Linked DNA regions of Homo sapiens: region 1 is linked to region 2. The links are chromatin loops, found by intact Hi-C in ENCODE. Cell type or tissue: PC-3. All regions are shown on one strand. Links, peaks and the distances in the headings refer to the core of each region. The heading gives the core; the rest is flanking DNA.

The links. Hi-C counts contacts between places; a loop is a spot of excess contacts. Peaks named below come from ENCODE experiments on the same cell type or tissue, not always from the same donor. Only the 100,000 strongest peaks of a DNase experiment are listed, where the experiment ranks them.
Region 1: a loop joins it to region 2, with 5 times the contacts of the local background. A loop is called at or near these places in 3 of 110 quality-filtered maps.

What each region holds. Positions count from the first base shown.
Region 1 is chr6:145,701,910-145,707,296 of GRCh38, forward strand. All of the region lies in intron 1 of EPM2A (EPM2A glucan phosphatase, laforin), which reads right to left. Among named protein-coding and RNA genes, the nearest start is that of EPM2A-DT, 30 kb to the right of the region's middle. In PC-3, for the core only: CTCF peaks have their summits at 2,500 (motif pointing left) and 2,715; no DNase peak of the experiment used is centred there.
Region 2 is chr6:145,885,737-145,891,123 of GRCh38, forward strand. SHPRH (SNF2 histone linker PHD RING helicase) reads right to left here. Exons shown (of 30, transcript NM_001042683.3): 29 at 2,284-2,364; 30 at 1-1,051. The coding sequence ends at 955. EPM2A-DT (EPM2A divergent transcript) reads left to right here. Exons shown (of 3, transcript NR_038246.1): 3 at 1-849. Among named protein-coding and RNA genes, the nearest start is that of FBXO30, 74 kb to the left of the region's middle. In PC-3, for the core only: a CTCF peak has its summit at 2,479 (motif pointing left); no DNase peak of the experiment used is centred there; H3K27ac peaks cover 947 bases.

The DNA of each region.
Region 1 (5,387 bases), core at 243-5,242, 180 kb before region 2:
CACACAAAAAAAGCGAGCAAGAAAGAGAGTACCAGTTATTTGTCTAGTTCTTGATTGTGTCTGGCTTATACCTCTTCGCTATAACACAGAATCTTCTCATTCTATTCCTGGCTTTAAATCTCCCCAAATCCCTCCTCTTCCAGGTTTCCAATCATCTCTGCCCAACAGCATCTCTTATTGCCTTCTCTTGCCTCTAGCTAGCCCTGTGCTCACCCAGCACTCTTACTTCCCTATTCATTCTTCAGCGTCCTGCAATATGGCATCTGCACTCAATGCTCTATGGAAAAAAAACTTTAAACAAAGTCATCTGCTAGTTTCCATAATAATTTTTCACATTTCTTTACCTGTGTGCAATACTTAATGAGAGTGACCACCCTCTGTCGAAACTCTCCTTTGTAGGTTCCGTAAAACTTCTTTCTTGAAAGACAGTATTTTATAGCAGTTAAGTGCATGGGCTCAAGATTCAGACTCAGACTTCATTCCAAGTTGTATGATTTACTCTTTGTAAACAGTAATGAGAAAATCATTTAAGCAAACTGTGTCTGTTTTCTTATTTGCAAAAAGAAGAAAAAAAGAAAAAGAAAAATGCCTATCTGCCTCATAGGGCTGTTGTGAGAGAATTCAATGAGATAATCCATTTAAAAGATTTAACATAGAAACTATCACAGTTGATGTTCAACAACCAGTAACAGCTCTTAACTATTACCTTACACCTCTTCCAGTCCTCCTAGTCTTTGCAAAACTGTACACTAATGCAAAAGAGGTATACTACTAAAACAAACTCAAATTATTTTAACAATAACCTTGTTCAGACCTATATGTATCAAGACAAGACCATAATAACAGTAACTCCACTTGGGCTTATGTGTTTCCAAGGTACAAGATTTTTCAGTAACTCACATAGTTTACAATTTCTGCCCAACCCCTGCCCAACCATGCTAGCTTTACCCTAAAACTGAAACTACAAACTCTTTTCTCTTTGACTTGTGATCAATGCAATTTCTCTTGTTCTCTATTTTTATAAAATAACTTAATGCAAATGTAAGAGTTAACTTTTATTAATCTCTTCTTATTGGTTTATTCCTATCTGTGGGACAAAATATTTTGAATAGTGCTCATCTTAAACAAAATACCAGCTATCTCTCCCAACTTTCTCTTATCAGCAAATTTGATAAACATGTTTCTTTTTTTTTTTTTTTTCGAGACGGAGTCTCGCTCTGTTGCCCATGCTAGAGTGCAGTGGCACCATCTCACTCACTGCAAGCTCTGCCTCCTGGGTTCACACCACTCTCCTGCCTCAGCCTCCCAAGTAGCTGGAACTACAGGCGTCCGCCACCACGCCCAGCTAATTTTCTGTATTTTCAGGAGAGACGGGGTTTTGCCGTGTTAGCCAGGGTGGTCTCGATCTCCTGACCTTGTGATCTGCCCGCCTCGACCTCCCAAAGTGCTGGGATTACAGGTGTGAGCCACCACATGTGACCTTAGATATTCTTTAAAAAAAAACTTCCTTTTTTTCTTCCTGAAAACAGCAAAGATTTGGCACAAAACAATTAAAATGTTACATAGCATTTTAGCCATTTAAAAATATTTATTCTATCTACATCAAGTTTTATAAACAACTTTAAACAGCCTAATTTTTCAAGGCAATTACTCTCTTATACAGAATACAGTGATTATGTCAGTTTAAAAATTGCACTGATAGTCTCTTTACAAGTGAAAACTAGCAATCCATTACGCTGCTGAATGACTCTGATCTTCATGCTGTAGGATACAACTACTCTAACACATTTATGCCATTACTTACCTCAAAACCTTAATATCAACAAAAGTCAGCAAGGAATTATTCACCAAGCTTTACAAGTATACTTTTCTTATTTAACTCATCTTGTGGGACTAATTTTCTAGGAAATTCTGACACAAAGTTAACTGATATGAAACCATGATAAAGTGTTTCTCGAACATGTCATAAACATCAAGGATTTCACATAACAACTGTGTGATGATCTTCTGATGATAGGATAAAATAGGCATCACTGGTATTATCAGTTAAAAAGGACATCCATCAGCTTAATTTTAAAAACATTATTTTAAAATTGTCATAAAGAACCAATAGCAAGATTTTTGTAGGTTATTTTTAACTACTTTTAATTACCTACATCAAAGTAATCTGCTTATATCTGAGCAAAATTAAGCTATCTAATACATATTCCCAAATGAAGCAGAAGTTCTTAATAAATTGCTAAGCTTAAAGAGACTGCAGTCACATTTACTTCATTAAAGATTTTTTAAATGAATGGTAGTGGTTTATCTGAATTCTTTGAGAGAAAGGGAGTGCATGGGATGAGAAAGGAGAAAGATAAGGTTGGGAAACAATGAGGTACTTATTTAAAATAGTTATCAAATTTTTTTCTATAAGATTATATACAAACTATAAAAATTACAGTAGAGTGCAAGTGAAATACTGCCACCCAGTGGAAACAGAATATAAATAAAGTATTCAAATTTGAAAAGATTTTAAGAATTTCCTATCGCTTTTCATTTGGAATAATAGAGTTTAATAATTTTCAAAGTATTCTAAAATGTATTGTTTCTCAAAAAATCCAGTGGGACAGATAGCGGAAGTGTTAGTACATCTTTTCCTGAGTCTAAATTTCAAGATTAAATGACCTGACAGTCCTATACTTATACAGCAAAGCAAGGACTGAAGCCCAAGGCTGCTGGCTCTCAGTTCACTGCTGTTCACACCATATAACCCCTCCTAAAAAGCCTTTGACACCTCCATCTTTGTCCAAATATTGTACTTCATAGAGGATAAAACTGAGACTCAAAGATTATCACGTCCAAGGGTTCTTGGAAAAATAACCTGAGGCAGTACCCAAATGGTATTAATATTCTTAGAAGACTTCTAGTTTTCCTTTAAAATTCCTTTGAGATTTGTGTACTATTCCATAAGATAGATGTGTCTGTTTTAATTTCTAAATAATGCTTTTTTCCTCAAATGTCTTTTAGAAAAACTTATGCTTTAAGACAGCGTTGCATCTTTATCTCATGTTACAAATTTCCAGGCACATAATCACATTGAAGAAGGAAGATGGAGTGTATTCCAGTTTGAAATTTCTGGAAAGTGCCTTGCTCAAGTTCATATATTTATCAAGCATTTAATGAACATCTGCTACATGACAGGCATTGTTTTTGGTCCTAGGGCTTGCTGTAATAACAACCCCAAAGTATCAGTGGTATAAAAGAGCAAAGGTTTGGGCTGGGCACAGTGGCTCACGCCTGTAATCCCAGCACTTTGGGAGGTCAAGGTGGGTGGATGGCTTGAGCCCAGGAGTTCAAGACCAGCCTGGGCAACATGGTGAAACCCTGTCTCTACCAAAAACAAACAAACAAACAACAAAATATAGATATATAGATATAGATACAGATACAGATATATAGATATATATAGAGATAGATAGATATACACATGCACACACATACACACACACAAGTTAGCTGGGCATGGTGGCGCACACACCTGTAGTCTCAGCTACTTGGGAGGCTGAGGTGGGAAGGTCACCTGAGCCAGAGAGGTCTAGGCTGCAGTGAGGCAAGATTACGCCACTGCACTCCAGCCTGGGCGACAGACTGAGACCCTGTCTCAAAACAAACAAACAAAGAAAAAGTGCAGGGGTTTGATTATCTCCCATGTTAGAGTTCATTATAGATTGGCTAGGGGCTCTTGTTCACATTGTCATCATCTTCATGCTGACCATCAAGGCAATCCCTATTTGAAATAGCAACAATTTCTTGGCAAAGAGAAAGGAGAATGAGGCAACGCAACAGGAAATGACACACAGCACTTCCTCTCATATTTTACTGGCCAAAGCAAGCCACATAACAAAGATATACTTCTTCAACAGAGCAAAGAAGAACAATCTTCCCCTGGGGAGAGGACATGGATACTGGTAAACAGTAATCGCCTGCCATGCTCCAACATTTCCAAGATATACCAAGGAAAGATGGTGCTGGGTAACATGGAAGAAAGAGATCAGATCTCTCTGTATATGTGATGGGAATTCAAGCAATTTATTTAAATATGAAAAGAAGGGGTTTGCATAGAAGGCTGGAAGACTTGGAATGTTTAGGTTTCAGATATTCAAGATGCAAATGACTACATATTAGACAAGTAGAGAAAAGGTATTTAGAATGTTTGTGAGTATAAATTAAGACTCAAAGTCCCAGTTCTGGACATAGTACTTTATCAGTGTAAATCCATAAGAGCTGCCTGTATCCCATGAAGGATCCCACATCTTAACAGGAATTACACTGTAGGGTTGCTTATTGGGCATATACACAAAACTATAGCCAGGTAGGTGGTGTGTCAGAGCCTGATGTACAAAAATTATACCTAGAATCAACACATTAGGTTACCTAATTTATATATATGTAAACCTGCAAACAGTTGAGTGAGGACAACAAAGCCAGAAAGTGCACTAACCACATATATAACCGAAATATGTAACTTCACTAAACTGCATGCTATTTTTATAGCTCAATAACATTTGCTCCAGCTGGAAGGGTGCATGTTTTTCTTTCCCTCTGCTAATGCTGGAAGGTTAAGTCTCAGACAAGAAGCTCTAACGAAAGCCTTTATACTAAATCCAATCAACACTGATGGCCTAGGTAGCCACTGGAGAAAAACAGAGCAACTATACCTACAATGCACTAAAAGACCATGGCAGACAACACATAGAGATTAAAATAATATGCCGCTGTACTCCCAATCCAAAGGAATGTGTATACGCATGTGTTAGTGTTGTGTATTAATAAGATGGTTTTGTTCAAATACATTCAATAATTTTATATTGTATAATTGCTTGCTATGTTTAAGAATTATATAATAAATATAAATTATTTGAAGAGGCCACTTGCTATAGTTTAAGTGTTTGTGTTGCTCCAAAATTTATGTTTAAACTTAATCCCCAATCCAATGATATTGAGGTAGGGACTTTTGGAAAATGATTAAGTCATGAGGGCTCCACCCTCATTAGTGGGATTAGTGTCTTTATAAAAGGGCTTGAGGGAATGAGTTCATCCCTTTTCCCCTCTGCCATGTGAGGCTGCAGCAAGAAGGTATTATTTTGGAAACAAAGAGAAAGCCAAATCTATTAATACTGGTGCCTTAATCTTTGACTTCCCAGCCTCCAGAACTGTGAGAAATAAATTTCTTTTGTTTATAAATTACCCAATCTAAGGTATTTTTGTTATAGCAGCCTGAAAAGGCTAAGACACTACTTCTGATTGGTTTCCATATTATTACACCAAAGTCAATGTAGTGAATGTATCATGGTTTATTGTAGAACTAAAACTGCCATGATTTTGTCAGAAATCCAAGAAAATGG
Region 2 (5,387 bases), core at 301-5,300:
AACTGGAGTGAAATAACAACTCTACCATGAATTCAGATATCACTGGCTAAAAAGTCTAGTTACACAAGAACATGGGAAAGAAAAAGAATCCAAGACATCAGTATAATAATGATTAAAAAAAAAACCCTGCCATATTTCCATGTTATAATAAAACAAAATCATAAAAACTGCAATATTTACAGATACATCAATCTTACAACATATAAAAACTTTAACAATAAGAAAAATTAAGAGTAGGGAAAGCAGATAATTTTAAGGTAATCATTAATACATTAAAAAATCTATTTGGAGTTAACTGTTTACACTAACACCACTTTACACATAATAGAAATATGAATATTTTCATTGTTTTTGTTTTCAGTAGCAAGATGCAGAAGAAACAAATAACTGTCTAACATTAACTTATTGTAAGGAGTTGTATTACTGCAAAATTACTAGGTGTAAAGTTATGGTATAAGCCTACTCAAAAAATGGGTTAATATAATTCACCATCTACTTAAAATATTACTAACAAGATATTGGTGAATCATGTGCTAAAGATACTGAAGGCCCTTCCAAAACTGAGATCTATGTTTGTTCAATATACCAGGTCATATAAAACTAGACTAGTTTACTTTCTTATTCCAACTGTTTTATGAGTGATCTTATCATAAGAAAAGTACACATTACCTCTCTTAATTCCCTTGCATCATCAGATATAGATACTATTTGGGACAAAAAATAAATGTTTTATTAGGAGTGTAAAATTAAGAATCTTTATAGATCTTTTGGAAACAGTATATTGAAAAGGACTCAATAAGTACTAAGCCACTGTATAACCAGAACAATAAACAAATTCATTCAACTAGGAACAGTGTTACTGTTATCTACTGGGTTTTTAAAACTTGTAACTTTGCTCTACAGCTATGAAAGTTTATTAATACACTAAAGTCCATGGAATGAATCAAGTGTAGTTCATTCAAGCTCTTCAGTTTCTTTGGTAAATAGGTCTGCCAGGTCAGCCACAGTCAAGACAGAGGCCTCTGAATGCTTTGCTGATGAGTTCGTGTGACTGCAAGGTTTCCCAAATGAGCACAGTCAGAAAGAAACCCCAAGCCATCAGCGATTATATTTGTAGTAATACGAACTAGACACATATTTTTTCTTAAGTTTTTGTAATTGGGATATAAGAAACTCCCAGAGGAAAGCAAGTGATAAAATCTTTGTTATACCTTGTCAAAGTGAAGATTTCTATATATTACTTTTAGTGTTTGTCAAAGTGTTTTTTCTCTGTGCAATTAATAGAACAAAGAATAAAACTCTTGACTACTGCTACTAAGGCTCTCACCTTACAAATTACCTTCTTACCACCTGAAGTTAATTTGTTTCAAGAGAATTTCAAACAACTCATAACTGCTATTTTATTAAAACAACCTAAATAAAAATCACTGAAGTCTGATACACAAGGAAAACAAGAACTTTAAAAAGCCTTCATGTTTTAGGTAAAAAGGCCCTTGTGGAAGCCTCTTTCCTTCCCAGAAACCATCAATGGAAGAAAATTTCTAGTTTCAAATTGCTTCTTTGCTATGTGACAATCCCTTCTAAGGCAATAATCTCTTCCTTGGGTACCATCCAATCCTACCTACCTCCTAAAGATGTAGAAAGATTTATGTTTTCAAAAAGATTTAAATAAATTATACCATAAATATTAGAAAGTTCTATGATTCCAGAGTCAAGCTTTTAAAATTAAGACTGGTTTAGTCTCTCTGCTTTTGTTTTGTCTTTGGATTGACACCACAATTAACCTTAACAAGTTTGTTTTTTTTTTTTTTTTTTTTGAGACACAGACTCGTTCTGTTGCCCAGGCTGGAGTGCAGTGGCACGATCTTGGCTCACTGCAACCTCCACCTCCGGGGTTCAAGCGATTCTCCTGCTTCAGCCTCCCGACTAGCTAAGACTATGGTGCGTGTCACCATGCCTGGCTAATTTTTGTGTTTTTAGTAGAGATGGGGTTTCACCATGTTGGCCAGGCTGGTTTCGAACTCCCAGCCTCAGAAAGTGATCCAATGTGGCAAAGGAATGTAGTATAGTTTATATTTACATGTTACAATTAATAAATTAATTCAAATATACAAAGTCTGGAGCACTGACTGGGAAACAGTGAAAAGGCAAAACGTCAGACTTTGCTTTTAAAAACGTATTTGTGCTATATTTTTCGTTGTCATCTAAGTGAAGAAGTTCTAAAGATACAAACTTTTAACAGGAAAACCTTCCCCCTTCTACTTGTGGTAAATTATTACCTACCTTCTCTCAGCAGTTTTCAGCATTGCCTGCATTCTTTCTTCTATTGTTGCTTTAATTAAGAATCTGTGTACAATAGTAGGTCTAAAAGGTACAGAAGAATTTTAAGCTTAAAAACATAGTAAAACAAATCAGTACAAACCGACTTCACATTTTATATGCTATATTCATCAGTCAGTTGGTGCCCACTTGTGGCAGGTGCTGGGAGGGGTTCAGCAGCGAATAAAATGAACTATTTAATCTCCATGAGCTGACATTCTAATGAGAGACAGACAATAAACACATAAAAGAGTAAGACGGTTTCAGGTAAATATAATGCTGGGAGAACAGGCTGACATGCAAACTGAAAAAAGAGTGATGGGAATGAGGCCAGTAGGCAAAGGAGGAGTAGGAAGAATATCCAAACAGAAGAAACAGCACATACATACACAGTCCCCGGGAAGGGAATATGCCTGGAACAAGCCTAACATGTTCAAGAGGCCAAAAGAAGGCTGGCATGGCAGAAGCATCCTGTAAGCGAGGGAGAGAGGTGAAAATAAGGGTGGAGAGATGTGCAGGGGCCAGGTCACACAGGGCCTTCCAGGATGTGACCAAGCATTTGAATTTTATCGTGGTTATAATGGGAAGCCCTTGGTGGGTTTGTATGCATGATTTGATGTATACCTGACTGTACTTTAGAAATCCCTTTGGCAACCGTGTGGAGGATGTACTTCTTGCTCAGCAAGAAGAGCACCAGAGAAGCCAGTTAAGAAGTCCTGTAGTCATCTGGGTAAGTAAGGGTGGATGCACTATGGTTGTGTCAGTGGAGATAGCAGTCAAGTAGATTTGGAATATCTTTTGGAGGTAGAGCTGACAAAACTTAAAAGATGACTGGCATGTGAGATGTGAAAAGAAAAATATAGAAGAGTCCGAGATTTCTGATCTGGGCAGGAACAGATGACAGTGCCACATTATAAGATGGGGAAAGCTCAGGGTGGGAGTGAGAGTGCAGAAGCAACACAGTTTTGTTTTGTCCATGTGAAACCTATCAGATACCTATTAGACAGGTATCCAAGGTGAGTCCAGAGATATGTGTGCAGAGCTAGAACTGGATATATGCACCTGGGACAGGAGCTATATGGGCATGTCTGGGCTGGGGGATATACACCTGAGAGTCATCAACCTGTAAAAGCTACCTAAAGCCCTAAGACTGGAAAAATTCATCGAAGGGGTGTAGACAAAGAACCCTCAGACCACTGGCAAGAAGTAGGTCACTAGAAATGTTATAAGTCTCACTTCAGTGATATGGTGGGGAGAAAATCAACCAGACAGGTTGACAGAGAATGGGGGATAAAAAAGTAGAGATGGAGGTAGGATGTATCAGAGTGTTTTTTTCTTTCTAAAGATGGATAATATTAAGACATATTTATGGGGTAATATATGACAGGTTGAGTATCCCTAACCAAAAACCCAAAATCCAAAACTTTTTGAGTGCCAACGTGACAAGTGGAGGATTCAACACCTGACTTCACGTGATGAGTCACAGTCAAAACACATTAAAAACGTTGTTTTGTGCACAAAATTATTTAAAATATTATATAAAATCACCTTCAGGCTATGAGTAGAATTTGTATATGAAACATAAATAAATTTCATGTTTAGACTGGGGTTTCATTCCTAAGATATCTCACTATGTATATGCAAATATTCTAAAATCTGAAAAAATCCTACAGGCAAAACACTTGAAGCATTTCAGTTAAGGGATGCTCAACCTGTACAAGGGAAATGTACACCTGTCCTTGAAAAATGAGAAAGAATGGAGTCCAGGACAAATGAATGGATGGCTTTTGAAAGAAAAGGGACACTTCTGCTGTAATAAAAGGGAAGGCATATGAGGTACTTTCCTGCTTATTACTGGATGACATATCCATGCTTCTGCCTACTACCAACCCCTTCCTCCACTTCAGTGTTTGATCCCATATCCTCTTGCCTACTCAAGGACATTGTCAAGCATTCTCCCTGTTCTCCTTCACTAGTTTTTGTTGTCTCTAATGAATCATTTTCTTACTAATTCTCCCATTTGAAAGGAAAACAAAAACCTCTCTTGATCTCATTCTCTTCCTTTTCTCTGCAGCAAAACTCCTCAAAATACTGGCCTTACCAGCCACACAGAAGCAGCAGTGCACTGTGGTTAAAGCTTGTACTGTGAAGGCAGAATGGCTGTGCCTGAAATCTGCCACTGCTTCTACTAGCTGCCTGACTATGGGCAAGTTACCTAACCTCTCTTTGTTATACAAATATTTGTTAAATAAGAAATACACAAAATCCCATTTTCTCCAAAACTAAAGTCAGGCTGTCACCTCTACCACTTAACCTGGTTTTGATCTCCATGTTGCTAAATCTAATGATCAATTCTCAATCCTTATCTTCCTTGACATTTTTCATAGCACTTGAAACAGGTGACCATAACCTCTTCTTTGAGGTACATTTTTCACTTGGTTCCTAGGACACTCCTGTCTTCTGGTTTTCTTCCTAACTCACTGTTTGATCTTTATTTGTTACCTTTGCTGCTTCCTTCTCCTCTCCTAGAACAGCTGAACTTTGGTGCCCTGGAGTTCAGTCCATGGTCCTCTATCTAAACTCTGTCTCTATCTAAACTCACTCCTAGGTAATCTCATTCAGTCTCGTGACTTAATGGACTTGTACATCTAGTTACAGAATAGAAATCTCCATTTGGATGTCTGTTCTTCCCTTACCAAATCTGCTCTACCCTGTAGACTTCTCCAGCTCAGTTGAAGGTTACTTCATCCTTCTAGTTGTCCAAGCCAAAACCCATGGTGTTATCCTTGACCCTCTCATACCCCATGTCTAGTCTGTCCAAAAGTACTATCAGTTCTATCTTCAAAATATATCCAGAACCTGACCACTCCTCATCATGTGCACTGCTACTGCCATGGTCAGGTCACCTTCAGCTCTCACCAGGATGACTGCAATAGCCTCCAAGACTCTCCCTGCTTCTACTCTTCCTTGCTCCCCTTCACTCCCACCCTATCACAGCACTCAGAATGATTCTTTTAAAACTTAAGTGAGATATGCCAAGCCTCTGTTCAAAGCCTTCCAATGGCTCC